Regions from separate parts of the Homo sapiens genome. Here regions 2, 3 and 4 are each linked to region 1. The links are chromatin contacts, found by Hi-C or POLR2A ChIA-PET in ENCODE. All regions are on one chromosome and are shown on one strand. The core of a region is the stretch at or near the end of the contact, and the rest is flanking DNA. Distances in the headings are between cores, read along the strand shown. Region 1 overlaps PIK3CB (phosphatidylinositol-4,5-bisphosphate 3-kinase catalytic subunit beta). Region 2 has its middle 22 kb from the start of CLDN18. Region 3 holds the start of MRPS22 (mitochondrial ribosomal protein S22). Region 4 holds the start of LOC105374128 (a long non-coding RNA gene).

Region 1 (7,096 bases), core at 1,275-3,774:
TGCCTATAATCCCAGCTACTCGGGAGGCTGAGGCAGGAGAATCGCAAGTATGAAGGGGCTGGCCACCCCATCCACATTCGAGCCAGAAATGGGGAGGGGAGGGAAGGGGAGGGACCAGCATTTCCTTCTAAGTCCAGGACTCATTTTTTGTGCACATCACTTCATCTTGCATCCTGTTGGCTAGAACCTAGTCACCTAGCGACATCTAGCTACACTTTTTTATTTTAGGCAAGCTTGAACCCGGTGGGTGGAGATTGCAGTGAGCCGAGATCACACCAGTGCACACCAGCCTGGGCAACAGAGTGAGACTCTCAAAAAAGGAAGGAAGGGAGGAAGGAAATAATAATGCACACAATGACCTTGCCATCATAAGTTTATTTTTTGTAGAATAAAGAAGTCAGTATTTATTCGGTGATCTGAAGTGTTTGATAAACAAACTGTTCAGATATCATTAACTTTCTGCAGGTCAGAAGTGCACATTCCTGCTGTCTCAGTACAATTTGGTGTCATCCTTGAAGCATACTGCCGGGGAAGTGTGGGGCACATGAAAGTGCTTTCTAAGCAGGTATCAGCTTGTTTTATTTATTCATTTTTTCTTTTTTTGACAGACAACGTTTAAAGCATGAATATCAGCTTGTTTTAATCTTCATGTTCAATTTGGTACTTGGTGTTTGATCAGTTTTATCAAATGCCATTTCTCCCACCACATTATTTCATAGAAGTCTCAGTAACAGACAACCTGATGAATACATTCTTTTGTCAAAATTTAAGTCAAAAAATGAAGTTTCAATGAACTTAGCACAAAAATATTAACTGAATGCTACCTGAAAAATAATTACTCGGCATTCCTAATATATTCTATATTAATCCCAAAGTGCTAAGAAATGCAGATGTGAACCACCACACCCAGCCCCACCCTTTTTTTTTTTTTTTTTTTTTGTGACAGAGTCTCGCTCTGTTGCCCAGGCTGGAGTGCAATGGCACTATCTTGGCTCACTGCGACCTCCGCCTCCCGGGTTCAAGCGATTCTCCTGCCTCAGCCTCCCGAGTAGCTGGGACTACAGGCATGCGCCACCATGCCCAGCTAATATTTTGTATTTTTAGTAGAGACAGGGTTTCACTGTGTTGGCCAAGCTGGTCTTGAACTCCTGACCTCGTGATCCGCCCGCCTCGGCCTCCCAAAGTGCTGGGATTACATGTGTGAGCCACCGTACCTGGCTGCCCCACCCTATTTTTATATCAGATTCCTAATTTCCAGTTAAACTACTCTTTTCTAATTCATTTGCATTGCCAGAAGAACTCTCATAGGCTTCCATTAGGTGTTTTTAATATTTAGGATTTTTCATGATGTTAAAAACTTTTTCTGATCCCTTACTTTTGAAAAGCCCATTAATGATTGTAATAATAGCTAATGTTTATTCATCACTTATTATGGGTCATTTATTCTTAACAACAACATGGAATCAATATTATTAATCCTCTGAATTTTATAGAACCCTGAAATATATCTCACATCTCTGCCTATTTCCCTTGTGTTCATGGCTACCATCCTAGTCCAAGCTACTATTCTTTTTCACTGGACTTCTTCATTAACTATCTAAATTGTACCCCGTGTTTCCCTTCCTACATCTCCCCCAACATTCTATACACAGAAGATAAAGTGACATTTTAAAAATGTAGACTGTGGCCAGATGCAGTGGCTCACACCTGAAAACCCAGCACTTTGAAAGGCTAAGGTGGGAGGATCACTTAAGCCCAGAAGTTTGAGACTAACCTGCACAACATAGTGAGACCCATCTCTAGAAAAAATTAGAAGGTGGCTTGCAACTGTAGTCCCAGCTACTTGAGAGGCCGAGGTGGGAGGATTGCTTGAGCCCAGGAATTTGAGGTTGCAGTGAGCTATGATTTGATTGTACCACTACACCCTAGCCTGGGCAACAGAGCAAGACCCTGTCTCAAAAAAAGAAGTAGATTGTATTACATCATTTCCCTTTTAAAATCCCTTCAATAATTTTTCATTGCACTATGAGTAAAATTCAAATTTTCTGCCAAAGCCTGTTAGGCCATACTTAGTCATAACTTGCTTATTGTCATCATATAACCATTTTCCACACTGCATATTTTCTGGGAGCCTCAGCTTGATGTTAAAGACAATAAAAGGATGATATATGTATGAACAAATTATTCTAACTCCTGTTTTTTTTTTTTTTTGATTGATGAATTGTGAGAGGAAGACTTTACCCTGTACATAGCTGTTCTTGTTATTACTATAAACTTACAAAAGGACAAGGTGTTGAAACACTTAAAGTATTAGACTTATGTCCATGGGGTATTCAGGACACTGTTCCAGGAAGTGTGGATATCAACACAATTAGAGATGGAGCATGAAAACTTTCAACTGTACAGACATGGAAGAAGTTTCAAATTTCACATACTTGTAAAAAGTTCCTGTTTGCTTAGCCCAGTTTTTATCTGGTTGCCTTGTCACCAGTGTTTGTACAGCTCCTGAAACTGTTGAGAAGTAGAGTGATCTGTGGTTTTAACAGATGGCTAACTTGGTAAGTTTCAGCCATCTCAATTTTATCATCAAGCTGCATAGGTCCTTCCTAGTTTCCTGTGAGCAAGGTCTCAGCCTCTGTGGAAACTGCATGCTTGAATTCATCTCCCTACATAGTCTTAGTGGTTTCCTTGCATAGAAGCAGAATTTAAAAATGAAAACATGTTATAAATTAAATCTCTTGTTCATGGAATTTCAAGCCACATTGTTTATATTTGTGATAGACATATTTTATATGCTTGTTACGGTATACTTTTTAATTCTATTTTTAACATTTGTTTTTTCCAGTTTTAATGATATACTTGTAAAATAAGCTGCTCCTTCTTTATGCGTGGCTGAAGTTGTTATGAATTTTATGTACTGTGACATAAAAGACCCTCAGTTATTAAATAATAAAGTTGAATTTTATTTGTTGTTATTATTTATTTATTTATTTTATTTTTTGTGATGGAGTCTCACTCTGTCACCCAGGCTGGAGTACAGTGGCATGATCTTGGCTCACTACAACCTCTGCCTTCCAGATTCAAGTGATTCTCCTGCCTCAGCCTCCCTAGTAGCTGTGATTACAGGTGTGCGCCACCACGCTTGGCTAATTTTTGTATTTTTAGTAGAGAGGAGGTTTCACCATATTGGCCAGGCTGGTCTTGAACTCCTGACCTCAAGTGATCCGCCCACTTCAGCTTCCCAAAATACTGGGATTACAGGCATGAGCCACTGCACCTGACCCTGATTTATTTATTTTTTGAGACATAGTCTCACTGTGTTGCCCAGGCTGGAGAGTGTAGTGGTACGATCTTGGCTCACTGCAGCCTCCAGCTCCCAGGTTCCAGTGATTCTCCTGCCTCAGCCTCCTGAGTAGCTGGGATTACAGGTGCACACCACCGTGTCTGGCTAATTTTTGTATTTTTAGTAGATAGGGGGTTTCTCCATGTTGGCCAGGCTGGTCTTGAACTCCTGGCCTCAACTCATCCACTTGCCTCAGTTTCCCAAAGTGCTGGGATTACAGACGTGAGCCATCACACCCAGCCTAAAGTTGAATTTTAAACATAATGGTTTTGATTTAGTTGGCCATTGTTGATACACCTTGTACTACTTGCATAAGTTTTTTTTTTTACTTGCATAAGTTTTGATAGCCATAGTTATTATAAAAACAAGTAATTTAGATTTGAATAACAAATAGCATGTCTATATTCACACTTTATTATAAAATAATTCGTTCTAGCTATGCTGTTAATGGAAATAGAATATATTGAGATATCATACAAGAGTGATGACAAGAAGTAGATATTAAGGTTGAATAGCAAGAACCTCAGAGTTACTTCTACATAGGTTTTTCTCTAATACTAGGAAGTTGGCCAAATGGACTGGTTTAGGTTAGTGATGTCTCAAATTCTACTATACAATGAATTGCAGAATTTTGAGTAGTTTAAGTTTCATATTTATCTTCTTTCTTTCTTTCTTTTTTTTTTTTTTTTTTTTTTTTTTTGAGACAGTTTCTCACTCTCTTACCCAGGCTGGAGTGCTGCAGTGGCTTAATCTTGGCTCACTGCAACCTCCACCTCCAAGGTTAAAGCGATTCTTATGCCTCAGCCTCCCAAGTAGCTGGGATTACAGGCAAGTGCCACCATGCCCAGCAAATTTTTGTATTTCTTTTTGTAGAGATAGGGTTTCGCCATGTTGCCCAGGCTAGTCTCAAACTCCTGACCTCAAGTGATCCAGCTGCCTCAGCCTCCCAAAGTGCTGGGCCACATTTATCTTCTTAAGTACCCATAGTGCGCACCTGGCCCACATTTATCTTAAGTACCCATAATCTAAGTCTGCTTTTCTCGAATTTGTAAGATTTTGTTTAAGAAAAGGTTTAAAGAAAGTTTGAAAATGATGCTATAACAACTGTTAAAAATAAGTTTATTGTATGTAAAATGCTTTTCGTAAGTCAGACACTATTTTTACTTCAGCTGGTTATGTGTGTTTATGGTTATGTGTATATGTTGGGAGCAGGTGTTATTGATTGATATGATCACATGATATTATATTACTTTTAGTCAAATGAATTTTTGGTGTGGGGAACTTATTTTTCAGGTTGAAGCACTCAATAAGTTAAAAACTTTAAATAGTTTAATCAAACTGAATGCCGTGAAGTTAAACAGAGCCAAAGGGAAGGAGGCCATGCATACCTGTTTAAAACAGAGTGCTTACCGGGAAGCCCTCTCTGACCTGCAGTCACCCCTGAACCCATGTGTTATCCTCTCAGAACTCTAGTAAGTGACTGTGCTTTGCGCAGTGAATCTCCTATGAATAGCAAGCAGAAAGTCACTGCCTTATGGGAGTAGTAGGGCCAGCTGTCAGCCTCAGGAAGTAGAATATAATTAAGGAAGGAAAATCTTAAAAGTTCTCCGAGGCTATGCTTATATTCAATAGGATGTATGCTTATCAGCTAAACTTACCAGTGGATTTAGTGAAAGTTATTACAAATGAATTTATATTTCAATTATATGTAATTAAATTTATTTTCTATATTACTGATTTTTAAGAGTTGACAATCCTAATAAGCAAAATGTTGCAAACTGTAGTAAATTATTTACTGATTGATTTTCCTATTTTAAAATAAGATCTTGTCTTGAGTGAATTTGGCAACTTATTTCTCACTTTCTCATTCCCTACAAAAGTAATAATGGAAAATAATAGTCTGTATTCAGTATATTATCAGTATTCAAATGAATCCCTTGTTAAGAAATCAAGAATGGTCTCAAAATAGTTCTAATTTTAATCCAATGATTTGTTCTAATTTTTTATTCACTAAATGTAATAATGTAAAGTTAAGCAAATAAAAGGAAACGAGAGAAGGAATGTTAAGTGGAGAAGGTGAGAAGGGCCAATCTTAGGTTTTGAGTCCAGCCTATCTGGCATTAGTATATGCCACCCAAGGCTGTCCTCATGGTTGCTTTTCTACCAAGTGGGACTCTTCTAAGTCTGACTCTTCTGCAGACCTGACAGGAATAGGTGAGGAGTTTTCCCAAGCCTAGTATATAGTGGTAAAATTATAATCTTCTGTATCATTACACTGAAGTTGACTAATTTTCCCCACTTGATTTCAGTGTTGAAAAGTGCAAATACATGGATTCCAAAATGAAGCCTTTGTGGCTGGTATACAATAACAAGGTATTTGGTGAGGATTCAGTTGGAGTGATTTTTAAAAATGGTGATGGTAAGTACTGAGATTTTTAACATCAAATTTCTTAGAATTTTTCATTTGTTGCCATTTTGCTTTATCTGAAAGGTGATGTGTAGTGTAAGTGTGTAACAATTTGCAGCCAGGAAGGTAGCTATTAATGGTCCTAAAGTCAAGTTGAACATGTCCTAAATGCTTTTTTTTTCCCCCTCTTATAAAATGATTTATACCATTCACTTAAATATACTGTCCTAATGAACCTTCTTTTATTTCCCCCTACAAAATACAAAACGCGCCTACTCCTTTGATTAAAAAGCTTATGAAATACAAGATATTATTTTTACTTTTTTTTTTTTTTTTTTGAGACAGGGTCTCACTGTCACCCAGCCTGGAGTGCAATGGCACGATCTTGGCTCACTGAAACCTCCACCTCCCAGGCCCAAGTGATCATCCTACCTCAGCCCCCAGAGTAGCTGGAACTACAGGCACACACCACCACACCTGGTTCACTTTTTGTATTTTTTGTAAAGATGGGGTTTCACCATGTTGACCAGGGTGGTATTGAACTCCTGAGCTCAAGTGATTTACCCACCCCGGCCTTTCAAAGTGCTGGGATTACAAGCATGAGCCACCGTGCCCAGGCAAGGATATTTTCAGTAATATATTCATACATCTTGTTTCAGTGATAGCAATATTGATTTTGCTGCCATAGTTTTGTATTTTGATGAAAGTACCTAACAGACCCAAAATGTGTAAAGGAAATGCCTCTGAAGTAATCATACCAGCCAATAGGCAGTGGTGACTTGTTAGTTATGTGACTACAAACAAGGCACAGAAAACTGATTGAGCTTCAGGTTTTTCATATCCTTGAGAATTATAGCATCTGTATGTCAGGGTTATTAAAAGGAATTGAGATAACATAAGCAAATGTGCTTATCAGAATATGTGCTTACAACTTAAAAAGAACTCATAGGGTTTTGCTAAACATTTAATGTCACTTGACCATACAAATGTCATTATGTGGATGTCACTAGTTTCATGTGCTCTCTTCCCTGAAAATACCCTTAGACATGATAATAAATTGAACCATTACAGTTTTGTGACCTCGTGATGCAGTTACTTACGTGATTCTTAAGAACTCTCCGTATAGTGGTAAAAGCAAGCAAGAAGGAAAAAATTAACCATGTAATTAATGTAATACACATACAGTGTAATACAAACAGTATTACAGCATACAATTAGTACCCCTGAACCCATGTGTTATCCTCTCGGACCTCTAGTAAGTGACTGTGCTTTGCGCAGTGAATCTCCTGTGAATAGCAAGCAGAAAGTCACTGCCTTATGGGAGTAGTAGGGCCAGCTGTCAGCCT
Region 2 (7,096 bases), core at 1,839-4,338, 700 kb after region 1:
GAGAAGATCTTGAGGACTCCAGATGATCTGACTGAGGGTGCAGGAACTGAGGTGGGTAGAAGTGGGGACAGGGTGTCTGGTGAAAAGTCATTCACATCAGGGACAGAAGAGAAGAAAAGCAATGAAAAGTCCCTAAGGACCATGACTATGAACTCACAAGTGGCTCATTTAGAATGTTCTGTGGACAAGGACTAAGGAACATTGGTTGATTGATTGATTGCATGAGATTCGTTTGATTAATTCATGAATGTATTTGTCTAAAAAGCAATTGTTGAGTCAGGTAATGCACTAAGGGCTGGGGCTATGGAAATTATTAAGGTACAATTTTTGTCCTCAGATATGTGTAATTATTTATAAATGGTATACAGTCATGCATTGAATAACAACGTTTTGGTTAATGATGAACTGCACTTATGATGGTAGGCCCTAGAGATAATAATAGAGCTGAAAAACTTTTATTGCCTAGTGACATTGCAGCCATCATAACATCATAGCATAATGCATTACTTGCGTGTTTATGGTGATACTGGTGTAAACAAAGCTACTGCACTGCCAGTCATATAAGAGTATACAGCACATAACGATTATATACAAACAATACATACTACTTGATAGTGAAAATAAATGACTATGTTACTACTCTTACATATTTACTATACTATGCTTTTTATTGTTGGGGTGTACTCCTTCTACTTACTACAAATAGTTCACTGTAAAACAGCCCCAGGCAGGTACTTCAGGAGGAATTCCAGAAGGCTATATTGTTATCACAGGAAATGACAGCTCCATGAGTGTTATTGCTCCTGAAGACCTTCCAGTGGGACAAGATGTGGAAGTGAAAGACAATGATATTGATTATTCTGACCCTATGTAGGCCTATGCTAATGCGTGTGTGTCTTAATTCTTTTTTTAAATGTTTAAAAAGTAAAAAAAAAGGAAAAATTAATATATAAAAAAAAATTTATGCAGCTGTACAAAATGTGTTTGTGTCTTAACCTAAGTAGTATTACAAGAGTCCAAAAGTTAAAAATAATTAAAAAGCTTATAAAGTAAAAATGTTACAGTAAGCTCAGATTAATTTATTATTGAAGAAAAAATTTGAAAAAATAAATCTAGTGTAGCCTAAGTGTATGGTGTTTGTAAAGTCTATAGTGGTCTACAGTAATGTCCTAGGCCTTCACATTCACTTCCCACTCATTCACTAACTCACCCGGGGCAACTTACAGTCCTGTAAGCTCTATCCATGGTAAATGCCCTATCCAGGTGCAGCATTAAAAAAAATCTTTTATATCATATTTTTACTGTACCTTTTTATGTTTAGATATGTTTAGACACATAAATACTTACCATTGTGTTACACTGATTACAGTATTCATTACAGTAACATACTGTACAGGTTTGTAGCCTAGGAGCAATAGGCTATACCATATGGCCTAGGTGTGTAGTAGGTTATACCATACAGGTTTGTGTAAGTTGACTCTGTGATGTTCACACAACAACAAAGTCACCTAATGATGCATTTCTTAGAATGTATCCCCATCGTTAAGTGACACATGACTGTATATGTGCTAATATATTTTATGTATTAGATACATTATAAAACATACCCTGACATGAAAATTAAATGAGGACAATACAAAAATGATTATAAATAGAAGTTTTGAGATTATCTTCCTGTGGATTATTTTCCTGGGCTGTGTACACTCCCTGTTTAGAGATTGTTGGCCAAATGAGGTGTGAGCAACTTGAGAGAGGGAGACTGGCAAGTAGGAGGGCTGATGGCTTTGGGGAAAGGAATAGCGCCATGAGGCTAAGGCACAGACATGGGGCTCAAAGAGAGAGTGGCATGAGTTTCTTAGGACCAAAGAGAAAAGAGGGAAAAAGAATGCAGTAAGCTGAAACGGAGCAAAAAGAAGAGAAGAAAGGATGTGTAGCTTGGGGCTGGGGGAATAAGTAGGGTGATTAAAAGAACTGGTGAGTGCTCATTGAGGTGGAGCTTATGGAGAGAAAGGGAGCTAGAAACTCTGGTTGGAGTGGATCTGGCTTATGTGGACCCAGCTAAGTGAGCAGCATGAGGCTGGCTTGTGATTTACCTATTGTTCATATGAGGTACACCCCATAGTCATACAGTGATGACTGACGGCTTGTGCTCAATTGCAGAGTACAGTGTGGGAAGGGCTTACGTGAGATTGGAAAGAGGGAAACCCGTAAATCTCAAGGGAGAATCTTGCACTGATTCTGATAGGCTTATAGGTCACAGGGCACTGTGGCTCAGTGTTAGCTTTTTGAGTCACTTGATAACAGCACTAGGGTGACCAGTCATCCTGATTTGCTCAGGACTGTCCTGGTTATGTGACTGAAAGTCCCAGGTCCCAGAAAACCCCTGAGTTTCAGGCAGTGGTGCTTCAAAACATTCGTAGTAAAGGTCCCATAGAGGGACTGTGTTTTCCAAACCAAAGTGTTTAAATGCATGAATGGAGGAGGCATTTCCCCTCTGACTTCTTAGGGTACATAGACATTTTTTTTTAGGCCAGGCGCGGTAGCTCACACCTGTAATCCCAGCTTTTTGGGTGGCCAAAGTGAGCTAATTGCTTGAGCTCAGGAGTTTGAGACCAGCCTGGACAACATGCCAAAACCCCATCTCTACAAAAGAATACAAAAATAGCTGGGCATGGTGGCGTGTGCCTGTAGTTCTAGCTACTTGGGTGGCTGAGGTGGGAGGATCACTTGAGCCCAGGAGGTCGAGGCTGCAATGAACTGTGAATATGGCACCACTGCACTCCAGCCAGGTCAATAGAGCAAGACCCTGTCTCAAAATTTTTTTTTAAAATATAAAATTAAATCACCTCTAGTTAATGTGTATAATAACTTTGTGATGACACTAAGATGGGAGGAAATCCCCCGTGTGGGAAGTGTTAGGGCTGATGGCCATAGAGGTTTTCATTTACCCACCACACATGCTTTATCTAAGCTGCTTTCAGTATCAGGAGCGGACTCTGTTTCCTGCTCTCAGGAATCACGAGGAGGGTGAGACAAGAGAGCAAACAAGGTAGGGAGGGCTGGTTTCTGTTTGACTAGCTGTAGGCCTGCTCGCCTTCCTGCCACCTCCCAATGTTCAACACATCAACTGCAGGTTCACCTTTAGGTGCTTTTATTCAGGGGAGCTAAAAACTTACTCAAAGGGTTTTTGAGTCATGAGGACAACTAAGACTCCAACCTGCATTTTCTTTCACAAAGGTTTTCTTTAAGTTACTATGTTTATTTTTTTATTTTCACAAAAGTAATATAAACGGTAATATAAAAGTGAGAGAATAAAAAATTTACAAAAAAACCCAAAGGAGGGATGAATAGGTGGAGCACAGGGGGTTTTTAGGGCAGTGAAACCACTGTATGATGCTATGATGGTGGATATATTACACATTTGTCATTATACATGTGTCCAGACTCATAGAGTGCACAACACCAAGAGTAAACCCTAAAGTAAACTATGCACTGTGGATGATAATGATGTGTCAATGAAGGTTTGTCAATAGCAAGAAATGTACCACTCTGTGGGGGATGTTGATAATGGGAGAGGCTCTTAATGTGTAGGATATAGGAGCACAGTGTATATGGAAAATATGTCTACCTTCCTCTCAGTTTTGCTGTGAACGTAAAACTGTTCTAAAAAAGCAAGTTCTAATAATAAATAAATAAAAGGAAAAATATTCCTCAAGCCAACAAAGCATAGATTCCTGTAAGAGATACTATTGTTAACATTTTGTCTTTATTTACCTCTTGTCTTCTTTCCCTGAATACATACATTTTACATATTTGGGATCAGACTGCACATACACATTTTATTATGTTTTTTCATTTAACTTTATATTTGTCAAAAATATTTTCTTCATTAAAACCCATTGCAAGCATAAATTTTAATATGTTATCATGTAGATGTATCATATTTATTTAACCTTTCTCCCACTGTTTATTTAGGTTTTTACCAGTGTTTACTTTTTGAAAAATTAGAATCTTTGATTTTTGAAATCTTGATGGGAAGAAGTAGAAAAAAACCTAGCATTTAAGTTGTAAGCAATTTTTAATTTCACTAGAGATATATGCTGTAATAGTCCTTCAGCATAAGCTGAATTTTGTTCTGGGCACCACCGTAACTAACACACTATAATTACACATATATAAAATACATACCCACTTGCTATTTGGGGAGAAAATGCATTGTTATACCCAACCATAACGTAGATGTTTGTATACTTATAATCCAAGTGTACTGATGTGTAAGGAACTCTCTCTCTCTCTTTTTTTTTTTGGTGTATGCTTGAGTCAGAGTTGTATCTCTGCAGAATATGTTTATTTGTTTGGTAAGAAGAAGTAAATGGAGTATAAAAATTTTTTTTTCTCAGTTTGAAATGAAACTGCTCTATGCCTAAAGAAAGACTTGTTCTCCTGAATGTGGCTATGCATGTCTATGTACATACTTGGTTACCCAGAGCACTTGGCCTCTTAAGATCTAGATAAGATAGTTCTATCACTCATTCTATAGCTCATGGATCTCCAAAGTCCCACTCAAGATTTCTGCAGTTTCCTGAGCAGCTTGGTTCTCATCATCTCTGCCTCTGAGATCCTGCTTCCTTGCACCTGTCCCTGTTACATACCATGTGTACCCAGATCTCACATCCAGCTTCTTCCTCAATTTACACAATGCAAATTCACACAGATCATCTAAATGTGAAGAAATAATAATAACGGCCGCTGACATTTATTGAGTACTTACACCGTACCAGACATTATTCAAGAACTTCAGAGGCATAGCTCGATTGAATCTTCATAACAACCCTATGAGATGGGCATTCTAAATATTCCAACTTTACAGGTAAAGAAAGTGAGGTACTGAGAGATTAGGTACAATTTATATGGAAGTATGTTTACTAAAACATTCACTTATTCAAAAGATTAGTAAGCATTGTAATAATTTTGCAAAGTGGTGGGGATTCAATGGAGAAAAATACAGACATGGTATTGGCTCTCAGGAAGCCCACAGTTGAGAGGCAGGAAACAGACAATTAAATTATTAGAGGGAGCAGAGCAAGATGGTGGAATAGAAGTCTCCACCGATCCTCTCCCCACCCCACAAGGACACCAGTTTAACAACTATCTACACAAAAAAATGACCTTCATAAGAACCAAAAGGAAGGCAAACACCCCAGTACCTGGTTTTAACTTTATATCACTGAAAGAGGCATTGAACAGGTAGGAAAAACAGTCTATATATACATATATATATATATGTGTATATATATATATATATACACACGTGTATATATATATACATATATATGTGTATATATATATACGTGTGTATATATATATACATATATGTGTGTATATATATACATATATATGTATATATATACATATTTTATTATACTTTAAGTTCTAGGGTACAGGTGCACAACATGCAGGTTTGTTACATATGTATACATGTGCCATGTTGGTGTGCTGCACCCATTAACTCATCATTTACATTAGGTATATCTCCTAATGCTATCCCTCCCCACTCCCCCAACCCCACAACAGGCCCCGGTGTGTGATGTTCCCCTTCCTGTGTCCTCATTGTTCAATTCCCACCTATGAGTGAGAACATATGGTGTCTGGTTTTTTGTCCTTGCGATAGTTTGCTGAGAATGATGGTTTCCAGATTCATCCATGTCCCTACAAAGGACATGAACTCATCATTTTTTATGGCTGCATAGTATTCCATGGTGTATATGTGCCATATTTTCTTAATCCAGTCTATCATTGTTGGGCATTTGGGTTGGTTCCAAGTCTTTGCTATTGTGAGTAGTGCCGCAATAAACATACGTGTGCATGTGTCTTTATAGCAGCATGATTTATGTTCCTTTGGGTATATACCCAGTAATGGGACGGCTGGGTCAAATGGTATTTCTAGTTCTAGATCCCTGAGGAATTGCCACACTGTCTTCCACAATGGTTGAACGAGTTTACAGTCCCACCAACAGTGTAAAAGTGTTCCTATTTCTCCACATCCTCTCCAGTACCTGTTGTTTCCTGACTTTTTAATGATTGCCATTCTAACTGGTGTGAGATGATATCTCATTGTGGTTTTGATTTGCATTTCTCTGATGTCCAGTGATGATGAGCATTTTTTCATGTGTCTGTTGGCTGCATAAATGTCTTCTTTTGAGAAGTGTCTGTTCATATCCTTCGCCCACTTTTTGATGGGGTTGTTTGTTTTTTTCTTGTAAATTTGTCTGAGTTCTTTGTAGATTCTGGATATTAGCCCTTTGTCAGATGATTAGATTACAAAAATTTTCTCTCATTCTGTAGGTTGCCTGTTCACTCTGATGGTAGTTTCTTTTGCTGTGCAGAAGCTCTTTAGTTTAATGAGATCCCATTTGTCAATTTTGGCTTTTGTTGCCATTGCTTTTGGTGTTTTAGACATGAAGTCCTTGCCCATGCCTATGTCCTGAATGGTATTGCCTAGGTTTTCTTCTAGGGTTTTTATGGTTTTAGGTCTAACATGTAAGTCTTTAATCCATCTTGAATTAATTTTTGTATAAGGTGTAAGGAAGGGATCCAGGTTCAGCTTTCTACATATGGCTAGCCAGTTTTCCCAGCACCATTTGTTAAATAGGGAATCCTTTCCCCATTTCTTGTTTTTGTCAGGTTTGTCAAAGCTCAGATAGTTGTAGATGTGTGGTATTATTTCTGAGGGCTCTGTTCTGTTCCATTGGTCTACATCTCTGTTTTGGTACCAGTAGCATGCTGTTTTTGTTACTGTAGCCTTGTATAGTTTGAAGTCAGGTAGCGTGATGTCTCCAGCTTTGTTCTTTTGGCTTAGGATTGACTTGGTTCCATATGAACTTTAAAGTAGTTTTTTCCAATTCTATGAAGAAAGTCATTGGTAGCTTGATGGGGATGGCATTGAATCTATAAATTACCTTGGGCAGTATGGCCATTTTCACAATATTGATTCTTCCTATCCATGAACATGGAATGTTCTTCCATTTGTTTGTGTTCTCTTTTATTTCGTTGAGCAGTGGTTTGTAGTTCCCCTTGAAGAGGTCCTTCACATCCC
Region 3 (7,096 bases), core at 1,154-3,653, 660 kb before region 1:
TTCTGGATCCTAGATGGTTTCCAATTTATCATAGCGCTCCTCGGTATAAGTGGGAGGTGTGGGGAGACATAATGTGAGAGGTATGGTATACAGGAGAGGTACGGGGCTTGGGTGATTGCAGAGGAAGAAACTAAGCATAGCCTGGACTAGGGATGGGCATGACAGGGTCAAAGAAAGCGTCCCAAGAGCCTCATCACGGCAGAGAAAAAAGGGAGGGAAAGTCTAGGCTAAGAGATTGCAGCTAGGAAAGAGGCTTGGTTCACTGGACATGATACTGAAGAGGCCGTGTGTTATCATGGAAGAGCCTTTGACATAAGCAGAGAATCAAATCTTAGCTCAGCCTCATGCAGTTTGCTTATTGCTTTGCCTAACTTCTACTTCCATTTCCATTAGCAAAAAAGAAAGAAAAAGCCATTTGTTCCTAGTCACCTCTTCTTCTCCTATAAATGTTGGTATCCCTACAGATTCTGAACGATGTCCTTTTCTCCCTTCTCAGATTCTTACTCGATGATTTCTCCTATCCTGCCACGACTTCAATTACCTTTATATGCCAGAAACTCTAAAATCTGAATCTCCTGCCAAGATCACCTTCCATCCAATTACTCAACCTCTCTCATGTACTTGAATACTGCCAAGTCAGAACCCATCAACTTTCCCTTGTCTCAAACCTGCATTTTCTGTTCCCTATCTCAGCATCATCCAGTAGGCCATACAGGCCAGAAATCTTACAGCCATTCCTAAATTCTCCCTGATCCTCCAGATCTAGCCAATAGCAGTAGTAATAACAACAACAGTAATCAAATAGCTGTAGTAATAATAACAGTAATTATAAGAGCTACCATTTATTAGCTATTTACTACATGCCAATACTGACTGAGCTAAGTACTTTACACATTCAGCCCATTTAATACTCACAACAACCCATGAGGTAAACACGAAGATTATCCCAATTTTACAAAAAAAAAAAAAAAACAAAAAAAAAAACACCACTGGCAGAGAACATACTGATTGTTTGCCTTCATAAATCTCATTTTAATCCTCCATTTCCCACTGCCACTACTCTAGTCAAGGCTATCCTCATCTCTTGCATCAGCCTCCCTTTCTCCATTCTGGCCCCACTACAGATCATTCTCCACAGAGCAACCAGAGTAATCTCTTTAAAATGTAATCAAGATTACTCCCAAGCTTAAAATTCACGAATGGCTTCCAACCTCATTTAGAAAAAAAGTTAAGGTGGTCTGCTTACCTACACTATGTCTCTCACTAAGTGATGTGCTCTATGAAGACCAGACCTTGTCTTATACTCATCTCTGGCACCCAGGGTTCCTCAGGGTATCCAGCACACAGCAAGTGCTCAGCACTACTCTCTCCTCAGTCTCACCCATTCACTCACCTTTAGTTACCATTTTTACTCCGATGTTCCTCACTTTATATTTAACTCCATACTAAACAGTTGACTCTTAAAGTCACCTCAAATTTAATGTGTCCCAAATAGGTTTAATTCCGCCTCCTTTCCCATCTCCTGATCTCATCTACTCCTGCACTACCCCCGCCCCCAAAATAACGGTTCCAACAATTAATTAATCTTCTTCATCTTGGTGTAAATGGGACAACCCTCTATTCCAATCAAAAACTTAAGAAACAATCTTAATTTGTCCCTTTAAACTCATATCCAAAGCCTTAATCAAGCCTTATCAATCCTACCTCCAAAATGGGTTCCCAAATATCTGTGCTCAGTCTCATTTCTGGACATCTGCTACTGTCCCCTATGCTTGAGAAGCTTCTTGCTTTCTCCTTAGCATGGCTAACCAGATCTCAGCTTTGGTCATATTTGCCAGGAACCCTTCCCTGACCTTCCAACCTAGTTTGAGTGCCTCTCCTGTGTGCGTCCCCTATAACAACCCGGGTCACACTGCACTGCCAATTCCCCATGGACATGAGTTCCCACAGGGAAATGTCTGTGTCAGTCTTAGTTTGCCATATCCCACAGAGCTTAGCACAGTGCTCTGCACGGAGCGGAACTCAGGCACTGTAGTTGAGTGAGTGAACGAATGAACAGATATGCAGGTGATGACAAACTCTACAGGTACAGAAGGAAGACAGCTGAATCTGAGGAAGCGCTAGGATACGTGTCGCGGGGGCTATCGCGTGGTTTTCGCCTGCCAGAAACAGGATCTACGTCTCCCAGAAGAACGCCCCAGCGAAAGTCCGGAAGGTCACTTACCGGCCTCGGAGCTGAACCGGCGGCGTGGCAGCCCCATCTCGAAAGAGCAAGGTAGCGGTTGGAGCAGGCCACCGTGCCAGGGCTGGATTCGAGCCCGGAAACAGACCCGTTCCACGCCCGGAGAACTCCTCAAGAGGCTCCACAGCAATACAGTTGTTCCGAGGGGCGCCATGATTATCAGAAGCCACTTGCGCCGGAAGTGGTTGGGAGGGATTCCGAGTCACACCCAGTTCTTGCAGCACTCTGGGAAATGTAGTCTAGTTAAAGGCGGAAAGGGCCGGAAGTCTTCCGGGCCCTTATAGATTGTTTCTTCTAAACTACTTATTCACAAGTAGACGGTGTTTATGTCCTTCCCTATGCATAAAGTTAAAACTTACACCTTTTTCCCTATATGCTCTTTTTCCTACCCGTTTCCATCGTTCTAAATAACAAATTTCCGGCCAGGCGCCGTGGCTCACGCCTGTAATCCCAGCAGTCTGGGAGGCCAAGGCGGGCGGATCACCTGAGGTCAGGAGTTCGAGATTAGCCTGGCCAACATGGTGAAACCCCCGTCTCTACTAAAAATATAAAAATTAGCCAAGCATGGTGGCGGGCGCCTGTACCAGGAGAATCGCTTGAACCGAGGAGGCAAAGGTTGCATTGAGCCAAGATCGTGCCATTGCACTCCAGCCTGAGCAACAAAGCAAGACTCCATCTCAAATAAACAAACAAACAAACACTCTAGCCTGGGTGACAGAGTGAGACTCTTGTCTCAAATAAATACATAATTTATGTATTCCACTTCCTGCCCAAACCTTCTCCCCCATCCTCAGGTTTAAATCCAACTACTTCTTAAATTTCTCCATCCACACTGCTCACATGCACCCTAAATCTAACTCCTGACTCCAAGCCCTGATTACCACCACCACCACTGCCACTGCCAATTCATACACCTGATTCTCTGTCTCAACACTTATTCCTTTCCTTTATAGCCCATTTTATAATCTGTTATTTTGCTCTTTATCTGCTTATTTCTTTTTCTCACCCCATGAACACAGTGACTCTACATATTTTATTGCAATATCACCTAGCCTAGTACATCTACGTGCACAGCAAACTTTTGTTGAATAAATGAATGAATGATTAAATGATTCTTTACATTTTTTCCAGCTATCCAGGATGTGCAGGTCTTATCCTTCTCTAGACTATAGATTGGTGCCTGTGCTAAGCACTTATCCCAAGGCCTGGGAAAACAGGGTGTTAGTAAACTCTTGTTTGACTTAGCTGGATGAATAGACTCACCTTCCAGCCTCAGCTATTTTCCCCCAACTTAGCATTAATATTAACAGTGCTGTTTATGAACTCATTCCCTATTTGGGAGGGGAAGGGAGAGCACTAGGCTTGGTGCCTATTTAGGCAAGTCTGCTGCCCTGCACTTCCCAATGCTTACACCTACATGATAGCAGGTGTCAGAGACTAGTGGCAGGATGAATGCAGGTGTCTCCCAGCCCATGCCTTTTCTCTGAAAATGAACCCTCTACTTTCTTCCCATAGCTGAGGGAGCAGGCCTCAGTGGCTATGTTTTTCCTGTAAACATCCTCCTGGACACAGCTGATTGGACACTTAGTGCAGGATGAATGAATCCATTGGCTGCTGTATTAGCATTAGTTTCCTGTGGCTGCTATAACAAACTACCACAAATATTATGGTTTAAAATAACAAAAATGTATTCTTTCACAATTCCGCATGAGAAATCTGAAATCAGTATTACTGAGCTGAAATCAAGGGAGCTCTGCTCCCCTTAGAGTCTATCTCTGGAGAAGAATCTGCCCCTTGTCTCTTCCAGTTTCTGATGACTGTAAACATTCCTTTGCCTGTGGCTGCATCATTTCAATCTCTGCCTCCATCTTCACATCAGCTTCTCTTCTTCTATTTGTGCCAAATCTTCCTCTGTTTTCTTCTTATAAGGATGTATGTGATTGCATAATCACTGACCCACCCTGATAATCCAAGATAATCCCCATTTTAAAATCTTTAACTTAATCACATCTGCAAAGACCATGTTTCCATATAAGGTAACATCCACAAGTTCCATGGATTAGAGTGCAGTTATACTTGGGAGGAAGTATGGGGGCATTCTTCAGCCTACCCCAGATGACCAGGCACCAAGCAGATTTTTTCTCAATAATTCAAACTATGAGACATAGAATAGTCGACGGTGGAAGCTTGAAGTGAATAACTAAGTATTTAGGGTTTGGGCTGAAGCAGCCTTTTTCAGCAATGTGCTCACTGATGAGTGAGCAGGGAAAAGCCACTCTGCAGAGAGAGGCAGGAAAATGGAGCAGATCCTCAGAAGCAGAGATGGGAGAATATGTACGGAGAGAGATGGAGAAAGGTGGTGTCTTGGCCAGAGAGCTTCCCACTTTCCTTTCAATGACCTCTTTTACTTGGGGTACAGTGAGTTTTACTGATATGGAGTAATGAAGATTCCTGGTTTAAGCTATAACCTCAGGCAGATGCCCACATCTTTCAGAGCCCCAGTACCTCACCTGCAAAATGGGCATAATGACAATACTTATCTTGCAAACTTTGAGAATAAAGTACTTTCAGGATCTGATGTCTGGTGTTTCATAAAGATGGTGTGAGAAGGTTGTGTGGTGGCAAGTCAATTACTTTCTTTTTTTCTTTTCCGTTTTTTTTTTTCTTTTGAGACAGGGTCTTTCTTACTTTGTCACCATGGCTGGAGTGCAGTAGCATGATCTCAGCTCACTGCAACCTCTGCCTCCTGGGCTCAAGCAATCCTCCCACCTTAGCCTCCCAAGTAGCTAGGACTACAGGTGCACACCACCATGCCCAGCTAATTTTTGTGTTGTCCAGGCTGGTCTTGAACTCCTGGGCTCAAGTGATCTGCCCGCCTCAGCCTACCAAAGTGCTGGAATTGCAGGCATGAGCCATGGCACCCAAGTCAGTTACTTTCTGAGGATGGTATTCAGAAGTACTCTGGTTGCAAGAAACAAATCTTTCCTGAGTAAAACTGAAATGGGAGTAATTGGAAGGATACTGAATATCTCACAGAATTCAAGAAAAAGCTCAACAGCCAAGCCTCAGGAAGGACTTGAAAGATGGCAGCTCCAAGAACCCCAGAGGCAGGAACTCAAGAGATCTCTCCAGGAGGTTGCAGTCCTAATGGCTTGGTTCCAACTCCCTGCCTTCCATCCAATCTAAGTTCCTGGTGAGAGAGGCTGATTGGCCTGGGTGGGGTTCTGTTCACCACTGGGGGTTGGGGAGGGTTGGCCCTCTGACTGACAGTCCCAAGGCTATCTGGCTGCAGCTACTGTTAGGATTCATTAGGTCATATCTTCACCAGCTCTGTGGAGCAAGCATGGTTTTCTATTATTTGTAAAACAAAAGTATAGTGATGCCTCAGTGGGGAGTGCCTTATCCCACTCTCAGTGATTTAACAGGGTCTGGACTTCTGTTTTTTAAAAGATATATTTTATCCTAAGCTTTTAGAAGTCAAGATGGGGTTAGGGGATAAAAGTCAGGGAGAGGAATGGAGAGAGGAAGAACAGAGCCCAAGGAAGAAAGGTGACAGTCTGGACAACGCAAGAACCCCTGCGGTCTCCAGCAACCACACTCATGTGACTTCTGTAAGTCTTCAATTCCCTATCCTTGAGGCCTCCCAAAAGGTCCACATCCACCCCACTTTTGACTTCACCCAGAGTTTTTATTCTTCTGGCCCCTATTCAAAGTCCAAACCTCTTACATGTTCCTACAGAGACACAAATTCCATGGCCGAAATTCCCCTTTGTGTGCTGAGAAGGGACTGGTAGCAAGGAAAAAACCAAAGATCCAGTAACGAGAAGGGACAAGTGATGTTGTGGATCCCTGAGGAAGCTTCAGGGGATGAAGATTCTAAGTGGAGGCATTGGTAGTAGATGCAAAGGAGCCTTTGCACCAGTAGGCCAGGAGTTAAGGATGGTTAGAGTGGATACGTTTTGGGGAGAGAATCAGAGAGCCTTCCTGCCTCTCTGTCCCTTTTTCTGAGCACTGGAAAGCAAAATCATTGGTCGAGAAGAGGTACGGTTGTGTTGGGAGCTATAGGAATGAGCAGTTTGAAGTATCTGCTGGGGCTGGGCACATGGCTGGGATGCAACCTGCTGAGCAGTGGGACAGTCAGTAGCAGTGCAGAAGAGGAGATAATTCCAGAGAAAGAGGGGAAACATCAGAAGACATTCCTGGAAGCCTGTGTGAGGGTTTGCCTGAGCAAAAAAACCTTGAACAATGGTAGGAATGGTTGAAGATGTGATGGCCCAAGCCCCTTCCCTCTCACTCAGAGTGCACTGTCTTCTCATCAGCCCTGTTAGTCTTCATGGCAAATTAGTGAGGCAGACAGGGCAGGCACTGATATTCCCATCTTTTATATGCATAAACTGAGGCTCTGAAGTTATGGGTCTTGCGCATGACCACCCAATTTATTCCATGCAGTGACAAGGCTGAACTCTGAGGTACCTGGCAGCTCTTATGGTGGAAAAGCTCTGTTCTACATGTGTTCTATGGGGTGAAGAAAAACATTGACACTTCCAGAAATTACATAGACTGACTTCTGAGCCAGAATATGGCCCAAAAGAGAGAAGGAGGGAGACTGTCCTCCACCACAAGCCAGTGGGGGCGGATGAGTCAGTTCCTCTAACCCTGGAGTTATCAGTTTATCTCCAATTTTCCACGTGACACTCTGTCCTTTTTCTTCTGATAGCATCCACTGAACTACAATTCTACACCAAACTGAACACTTGAAACAGAAAATGATTGCCAGGGGCCAAGGCTACATCAGTCTGTGATGACAGACAGACCCTCTGTCCTATAGCACAGGGACATAAATGTCAAAGGCAC
Region 4 (7,096 bases), core at 1,278-3,777, 630 kb after region 1:
ATTTTTGGAGCTTTCAGGGGGTTGGGAGGGAAGGAAGCAACTGCATCTTAATTGTGTCAGTTTAGGTCTTTTGGGACATGGTTGCCAAGATGGAGTTATTGAGGAGCTGCACTTGGGAAAGAAAAGGAGGTGGAGGTAGGATCCAGTGGGGAAAGGCCGCAGACTGCAATGCACACCTGACCACTGTGAACAGAAAGAGAGAAGGAAGCTGGAGGAGCCAGGAGAACTCAGGGCATTGATGTGTTGACAAGGTCTCCACTGACCCAGTGGGGAGCTCCTGAGCAAGAACTGCCCACTTGGGAGTCCCCATTGTGCAGAAATGGCCAGGCTCTCATGCCTGCACTGCACTTGGCCATTGGCTGGGGTGGCCCAGACTGAATGAGACCTTGACTTGAAAGCTGGAGTGAACCTTGGAGTGAACCTGTCAGTCAATTTCATTTCTCCTGGTTGAGTGGCATTTTTTTTTTTTTTTCCTGAAAGGGAGACCTAGCAAAGAACCTCCATCCCTGACACAGCAAAGATCTATTTTTAACTTTTTGTTATGGAAAGTTTCAAACACATATATGAGTAAAGGGAATAGTGTGATGAACCCATGTGCTCATCACTGGGCTTCAAATATTATCAGCTCAACTCAAGGTCAATCTTGTTTCATCTATTACCACCTCCAACTCACCCAGACTTCCTTTGACCTTTGGGTGGTCCTGACACCTGGAGAGGCCTTGAAGTTCTCGTAGGAAGGTGATGGAGGAAACACACTGCAGGGAGCAAAAGGGGTCTGGTGGTGGAGTAGGGTAGCTGGGGGAGGGGGCAGGCTGGGGGTGTTGTCGTACAAAGGAAGCTGCTCAATGAGGAAGCTCAGGAGAGCTGGAGAGCTGATGCTACCAGATCAGCCCACAATCTTGATGGGATGGGAGTTGATGAGTAATTGCTCCAGGCTTCCTGTGCTTCTGTGGGGCACCTCTGAGTTTTATTCTGCACAGTTTCTCAGAGTCCCTTGTGGGATTGAGTGCTAGTTCTCACTAGTATGCAGTTACTATTATTAATGCATAGTTCATCGGCCTTCCTCTTTTCTGTTTCATTTTTCTCACTCCCTTACTTCTTTCTCTTATGAGCACCTCTGAGGTAAATTAATCTGCACCCAAGTCCTTGTTTCTAGCTCCACTTTTGGGGGAATGCAAATGTAAACAGTAAATGTGTTTGGACTTGTGTGCACACACTGGTGATGATTATCAATGAGAATGTCTCTGTTCTTGAATGTTCATCATTACGTTATATGTTTCCAAATGGGTTTTTCTATCTACTTTGGAGGGTTTGACTAACGTATTACTTTGGTGTTTCTATGCTGTGTTCACCCCTTCCCATTTTCAAATATATTTTAAAATTCTTTAGTAAGTTGTATTAGGTCTCAATAGAAACAGAACTAGTAGGATATATGGATAGATAGATACTTATGGGTATTTATTAGCCAGTTTCCCTAATAAATGACAGGGGATTTATTAAGGGAATTAGCTGATGTGATCACGGCATAGGCTGTCTGCAAACTGGAGAATGAAGGAAGCTGGTAGAGTGGCTCAGTCTAAATCCGAAAGCCGGAGAACCTGGGACTGTTGGTGCAGGTCCTGGGGCCTGAGAACCTGGAGTTCTGACATCCAAGGACAGAAGCTGGGTGTCCCAACTCCAGAGAGAAAGCCTTTCTATATAGGCTGGCAGCAGATTGGATGGTGTCCCCCACAATGGGAGAGGGCAGATTTTCCTCACTCAGTTTACTGATTCAAATGCTAATCTCTTCTGGAAGCACCTTCTCAGACCTACTCAGAAGTAATGCTTCACAGCTGTCCAGGTATCTCTTGCTCTCATTAAATTGAACTAAAATTAACCAGCACAAGATTTGCCAGAACTGTGGAACGTATGTAACAGATCATTTAAAAATTAGACAAATGATAAGGTTGATACAGAAAAATTAGAAAATACAGATAATCAAAAAGAATATAACCCACAAATTCAGTCAATTATTGTTAACATCTAGATGTACATGCACTGGTGAAAAAAAAAACTCCTTCCTAGGGTTCAACTATATTCTTCTCTAGCTTGATTTTCTCCTGGAAAACAGATTACAAATGTCTTTATATCAGTACACATGTACATGTCAGTACGTATAAATATAAGACAGTTATATATAATGGCCACCTCGTATTCCAGGCAAAGATTACAAAAGTTTTTTTAACCAGACATTTCTACTTTTTGCATTTTATAAATCATGAAGTGATTAAAAAAATGTGTATATGTGTCTTTGTGCACTTGATTAAGATTTCCTTAAAATAAATTCTTAGAAGTGAGGTTGCTGGGCCAACATAATAATGAAAGCCAGCACCATATGCCAGGCACTGGTCCAAGTTTGGTACCAATATTATGATTTAGCCTCACAGCAGCCCTTGAGATGGATGCCACTATTATAGTACATGCATTTCATGGGCTAGGAATTGAGGTACACAGCAGCTAAGAAACTTGTTTTGGGTCCTGCCACCAGTGAGTGGTGTGACTGCAATCTGACTTTGGCAGCCTGGCCCTGGCACTCTAGCTCCTTTCCCCATGTACTTTTGTTACATATTGCCAAATGCTTTCCAGAAAACTGGAGCCAATTTAGTCTACTAGTGTTTGGAGCACACAAGAAAGCTAGTTTTTGCATTCCCTTGCTACCAGGGATATCATTAATCTTTCAATGTTTTGGCCACGTGATACGTGAAAAATGAAACCTCACCTTTTAAGAAACTTGCATTTTTAAGATTTCTTCTAAAGTAAAATTATTTTTTATTTCTTTTTCATGTTGGTTGTTGCTATTTCTTCTTTTATGAGTTGCCCGTAGTTCACTTTTCTTGTTGCTGTTTTCTTTATCTCTTTATTATGAAAAATTTCAAGCATATATAAAAATAGAATTGTGTAATGACCTTGGTGTTCCTATTACTCAGTTTTAACAATTACCAACCCATAGAGAATCTTGTTTCCTGTATATCTTTCGCCAAATAATATTGTATGTTTTAATATGATACTGCATATTATTCCAAGTAATATACATGTAATATTACATATTATCCCAAATAATATCATTATGTCTACAAACATTTCTGTATGTGTCTCTAAAAGATACTTCCTTTTCAAAAATAACCATTGTACCACCATCACACTACAACAAAAATCAGTACTTTTTTTCTAAATGTCATCAAATATCAATTCTCTGTCTACAATTCCTCTATTTTACTACACATATTTGTCTTTTTTAACCTATAGATTCCTCTTTCATTTTTCCCTCTTTCCTGTCTTCCCTTCTTCCCTCCTTTCCTCTCTTCCTTTCCCTTTTCCTTCCCCATGATTTTTATTATTTTTACTGTTGCTGAATAAATCAGATTGTTCATCTTGTGGAATTCCCCACAGTCTGGGTTTTGCTGATTGATTACTGTGGTGGTATTTAATGTATTCCTCTTTCTCCTGAACTATCTGTAAATTTGTAGTTAGAGCTAAATACTTGATCAGGTTCAGCTTTGACTACTTTTTTGTGTTTTGGCAGGACTCTTCATTGGTGGTTTTGTGCATCTCCATCAGGAGACACAGAATATCTTTTTCTCCTTTCTTGTGATGTTGGTGATGGCATTGGTGATAGACATTGATGACCATTGCCTAAATCCATCTTTTTTTTTTTTTTTTTTTTGAGACAGAGTCTTGCACTGTCACCTGGGCTGGAGTGCAGTGGTGCGATCTCGGCTCACTGCAACCTCCGCCTCCCGGGTTCAAGTGATTCTTCTGCCTCAGCCTCCCCAGTAGCTGGGATTATAGGCGCCCACCACTATGCCCAGCTAATTTTTTGTATTTTTAGTAGAGACGGGGTTTCACCATATTGGCCAGGCTGGTCTTGAACTCCTGACCTTGTGATTCGCCCTCCTCGGCATCCCAAAGTGCTGGGAATACAGGTGTGAGCCACTGCGCCCAGCCCAATCTATTAATTAGAAATCTCTAAAAGTTTAATAGTCTGTTTGTTATTCCTTTGACATTTACTAGCTGGAAAACTTCTGTAAAGAGGAATTCTCCACATCAAACTGTCTGGTTGCTCTGAGGTGCAATTCATACAGGTAAAGCAGCTAAAGGCTCAAGTCTTTCTTTTTTCAGAATAATGAATGAGCTTCCTAGTATCTTCAATAGGTGTCATACAACCTTATAGATTTAAATATATTTGATTTGTTTAAATCCTTTGTACTATTATCCTTATTAACGCTGAGATTGTACTGTCTTGGGGTGCCTCTTTAATTTGGTTCTCGAATGATTTTGATATGACCTTAGTAGTCCGATAGCTTCCTTCCAGGCTCATTGCATACCTTTCTTGTCCCAGACCTAAAATTAGTAATTTATCTGGGGGAATCCTGGTTTCTTTTAGAAGCAAGTTATATTTATAGACATCTGGGTGCTAGGAGTGCCTATCACTACTGGACTTACTGTTTCTAAGATCTTTCAGTGCACAGAGATAGGAAATACAATAAAAATATTGTGAGTTCATGTTGATATTCCCTATTCAAATTCCTGACTACAGAAGTTTTACTTTATCTCGTTGACCTAACATGTGTATCGCTTTTCTTCCATACCAAAAATCCTGGCTGTTAACATCACAATCATAGTCTTAGACATAACAATACCCACCCTATTGCTTATTGTATGAATACTGAAAACAATTTAAAATTTATTATTAACTTTTTTGGAGTTGTTTTTGTCCTTAAGGTAGATCCTACTTGGAATGTCCAGTTAAATTACTGTGTTATAAAGTCACTTGTAGTTCTTTTCTGTGGTTATGCTACTGAATGCCTTATTTTACTTTTGATTTTTAGACTGCATTTTTATTGTGTAATTTGTGTCTTATTGCTCTTAAGAGTTTTTAATATATTGAAAATATTAGTCCTTTATTATATATGTTACTTTTTCTCCTTTCTAGTCAATCATTTGTCTTTTAATTATGTTCATGGAGTTCTTTGCTATAAAGAGATTTTAAGTTGTAGCTGTCTAATTAATCAGTGTTTTACTTTGTAATTTCTGCTTTTGGTGTCATAATTAGGAAGGTCTTTTCCATTCTAAGACTTCTACATGTTCATCTATATTTTCTTTTACTAGTTTAAAAAGTTTTAAAATTTTGAATATTTAATATATCCGGATTTTTTGAGGGGTGTTAGCAGTAAGTTAGGAATCTATTTTATTTTTACAATTAGCCAGTCATCTCAGCAGCATTACTTGACAATTCATCCTTTCTTCACTTAAAAAATACCTGCTTCATCAAATGTAAATTATTGTATGTGGTTAGTCTATTCCTGGACTTTCTGTATATTTCATTAATCTGACTATTCTGTTACTATTCTGGTATTGCACAGTTTTGTTTTTAAAAATTCATTTTTAATTGTGGTAAAATAACCCATAAAATTTATCATCTTAACCACCTCTAACTGTATTGTTCGGTGGTGTTGAGTATATGAACACTCTTGTGCAACCAATTTCCAGAATTTTTCGTCTTCCCCAACAGAAACTTTATACCCATTAAACAATTCCCTATCTCCCCCCACCCAGTTGCAGGCAACCACCATTCTACTTTCTATTTCTATGATTTTGACTACTCTAAGTACCATGTATGGTAGTATCATACAGTATTTGTCTTTTTGTGACTATCTTATTTCACTTAGCATAATGTCATCAAGGTTTATCCATGTTGCAGTGTGTGTCACAATTTCCTTTTTAAGATTAAATAATATTCCATTGTATGAATATATATCATTAAAGAATCCATTTGTCTGTTGACACTTGGGTTGCTCCCACATCTTGACTATTGTGAACAGTGCTGCTATAAACACAGCTGTGCAAATATTTCTCCAGGATCCTATTTTTAACTTTTTTGGATATATACCCAGAGTGGAATTACTGGATCATATAGTAATCATATAGTCTATTTTTTTATTTTTCAGGAACCTGTATACTGTTTTCCATTTTATTTTCCCACTGACAATGCACAAATGTTCCTATTTCTCCCCATCTTTGCTGACACTTGTTATTTTCTGTTTTTAAAAAAATATCAGCCATCCTAATGGATGTGAAATAATATCTCATTGCAGTTTTGATTTGCATTTCCCTAATGATTTGTGATGTTGAGCATCTTTTTATATGCTTGTTGGCCATTTGTGTATCTTCTTTGAAGAGATGTTTATCCAAGTCCTTTGCTTATTTTAAAATTGGGTTATTTGGGTTTTTTGTTGTTGAGTTATAGGAGCTTTATATATTGTGGGGTTAGATATGATTTGCAAATGGTTTTCTCTCATTTTATAGGTTGCCTTTTACTCTGTTCATTTTGTGTTTTGATGCAGAATTTTCAATTTTTATGTAGTCACGTTTATCTATTTTTACTTTTATTGCCTGTGTTTTGGTGTCATCTCCAAGAAATCCTTGCCAAATCCAATGTTGTGAATATTTCTCCCTATCTTTTCTTCCAAGAGTTTTATAGCTTTAGGTCTTATATTTAGGTCTTTGATCCAGTTAAATTTTGTATATGTTATAAGGTGGGGAGGGGGGAGGTCAAATTTCGCTATTCCGGACATGGATATCAAGTGTTCCTAACACCATGTGTTGAAGAGACTGTCCTTTTCCCATTGAATGGTCTTAACACCCTTGTTGAAAATCATGTGACCATATATGCAATTTTTATTTCTGGGGTCTCTATTCTACTCCATGGGTCTACATGTCTGTCTTTATACTAGTACTACACTATTTTGATTATTATAGCTTTGTCATAAATTTTGAAATCAGGAAGCATGAGACCTTCACTTTTGTTTTCCTTTTTCAAGATTGTTTTGGCTATTCAGGGTCCCTTGAGATTCCATATGAATTTTAGGATAGATTTTGCTATTCCTGCAAAAAATGTTGGGATTTTGATAGAGATTGCATCACATTTGTAGATTATTTTGGGTAGTATTTACATCTTAACAATACTAAGTCTTTCAATCCATGATCACATGATGTGTTTCCATTTATTGGTGTCTTCTTTAATTTTTTCCAGCAATGTTTTGAAGTTTTTAGTGTA

What was found. A loop is a pair of places that touch in the nucleus more often than their neighbours do. ChIA-PET counts read pairs that join two places held with the same protein, here RNA polymerase II (POLR2A). Pooled maps may share reads with other maps.
Region 2: a loop to region 1 is called in a map with no recorded cell type, with 9 times the contacts of the local background. The contact joins two enhancer-like sites. A Hi-C loop is called at or near these places in 3 of 37 single-sample maps with no recorded cell type and 3 of 50 pooled maps.
Region 3: a loop to region 1 is called in a map of chondrocyte, with 2.7 times the contacts of the local background. The contact joins the promoter of MRPS22 here to the enhancer-like site in region 1. A Hi-C loop is called at or near these places in 2 of 168 maps with a recorded cell type or tissue (Calu3 and chondrocyte), 8 of 37 single-sample maps with no recorded cell type and 6 of 50 pooled maps. POLR2A ChIA-PET finds 5 or more read pairs at or near these places in 3 of 52 experiments (T-cell, activated T-cell and endothelial cell of umbilical vein).
Region 4: a map with no recorded cell type shows a loop between it and region 1 (3-fold over the local background). The contact joins two enhancer-like sites. A Hi-C loop is called at or near these places in 5 of 37 single-sample maps with no recorded cell type and 7 of 50 pooled maps.

What each region holds. Positions count from the first base shown.
Region 1 is chr3:138,682,344-138,689,439 of GRCh38, reverse strand. It overlaps PIK3CB (phosphatidylinositol-4,5-bisphosphate 3-kinase catalytic subunit beta), which reads left to right. Exons shown (of 24, transcript NM_006219.3): 16 at 466-565; 17 at 4,637-4,815; 18 at 5,653-5,762. Among named protein-coding and RNA genes, the nearest start is that of FAIM, 77 kb to the right of the region's middle. Within about 2 kb of position 2,524, at least 4 of the 41 ENCODE cell types and tissues checked have a DNase peak (open chromatin) inside an H3K27ac peak, as active enhancers do.
Region 2 is chr3:137,984,268-137,991,363 of GRCh38, reverse strand. No RefSeq gene overlaps it. Among named protein-coding and RNA genes, the nearest start is that of CLDN18, 22 kb to the left of the region's middle. RefSeq lists an enhancer at 2,347-2,476. Within about 2 kb of position 3,088, at least 2 of the 41 ENCODE cell types and tissues checked have a DNase peak (open chromatin) inside an H3K27ac peak, as active enhancers do.
Region 3 is chr3:139,339,327-139,346,422 of GRCh38, reverse strand. It overlaps MRPS22 (mitochondrial ribosomal protein S22), which reads right to left and starts at 2,403. Exons shown (of 8, transcript NM_020191.4): 1 at 2,225-2,403. The coding sequence starts at 2,396. It overlaps LOC124909439, which reads left to right and starts at 5,550. Exons shown (of 2, transcript XM_047449421.1): 1 at 5,550-5,853. The coding sequence starts at 5,725. RefSeq lists enhancers at 1,796-1,915, 1,926-2,025, 2,002-2,296, 2,256-2,345.
Region 4 is chr3:138,054,875-138,061,970 of GRCh38, reverse strand. It overlaps LOC105374128 (a long non-coding RNA gene), which reads left to right and starts at 6,211. Exons shown (of 2, transcript XR_001740930.2): 1 at 6,211-7,096. Within about 2 kb of position 2,527, at least 2 of the 41 ENCODE cell types and tissues checked have a DNase peak (open chromatin) inside an H3K27ac peak, as active enhancers do.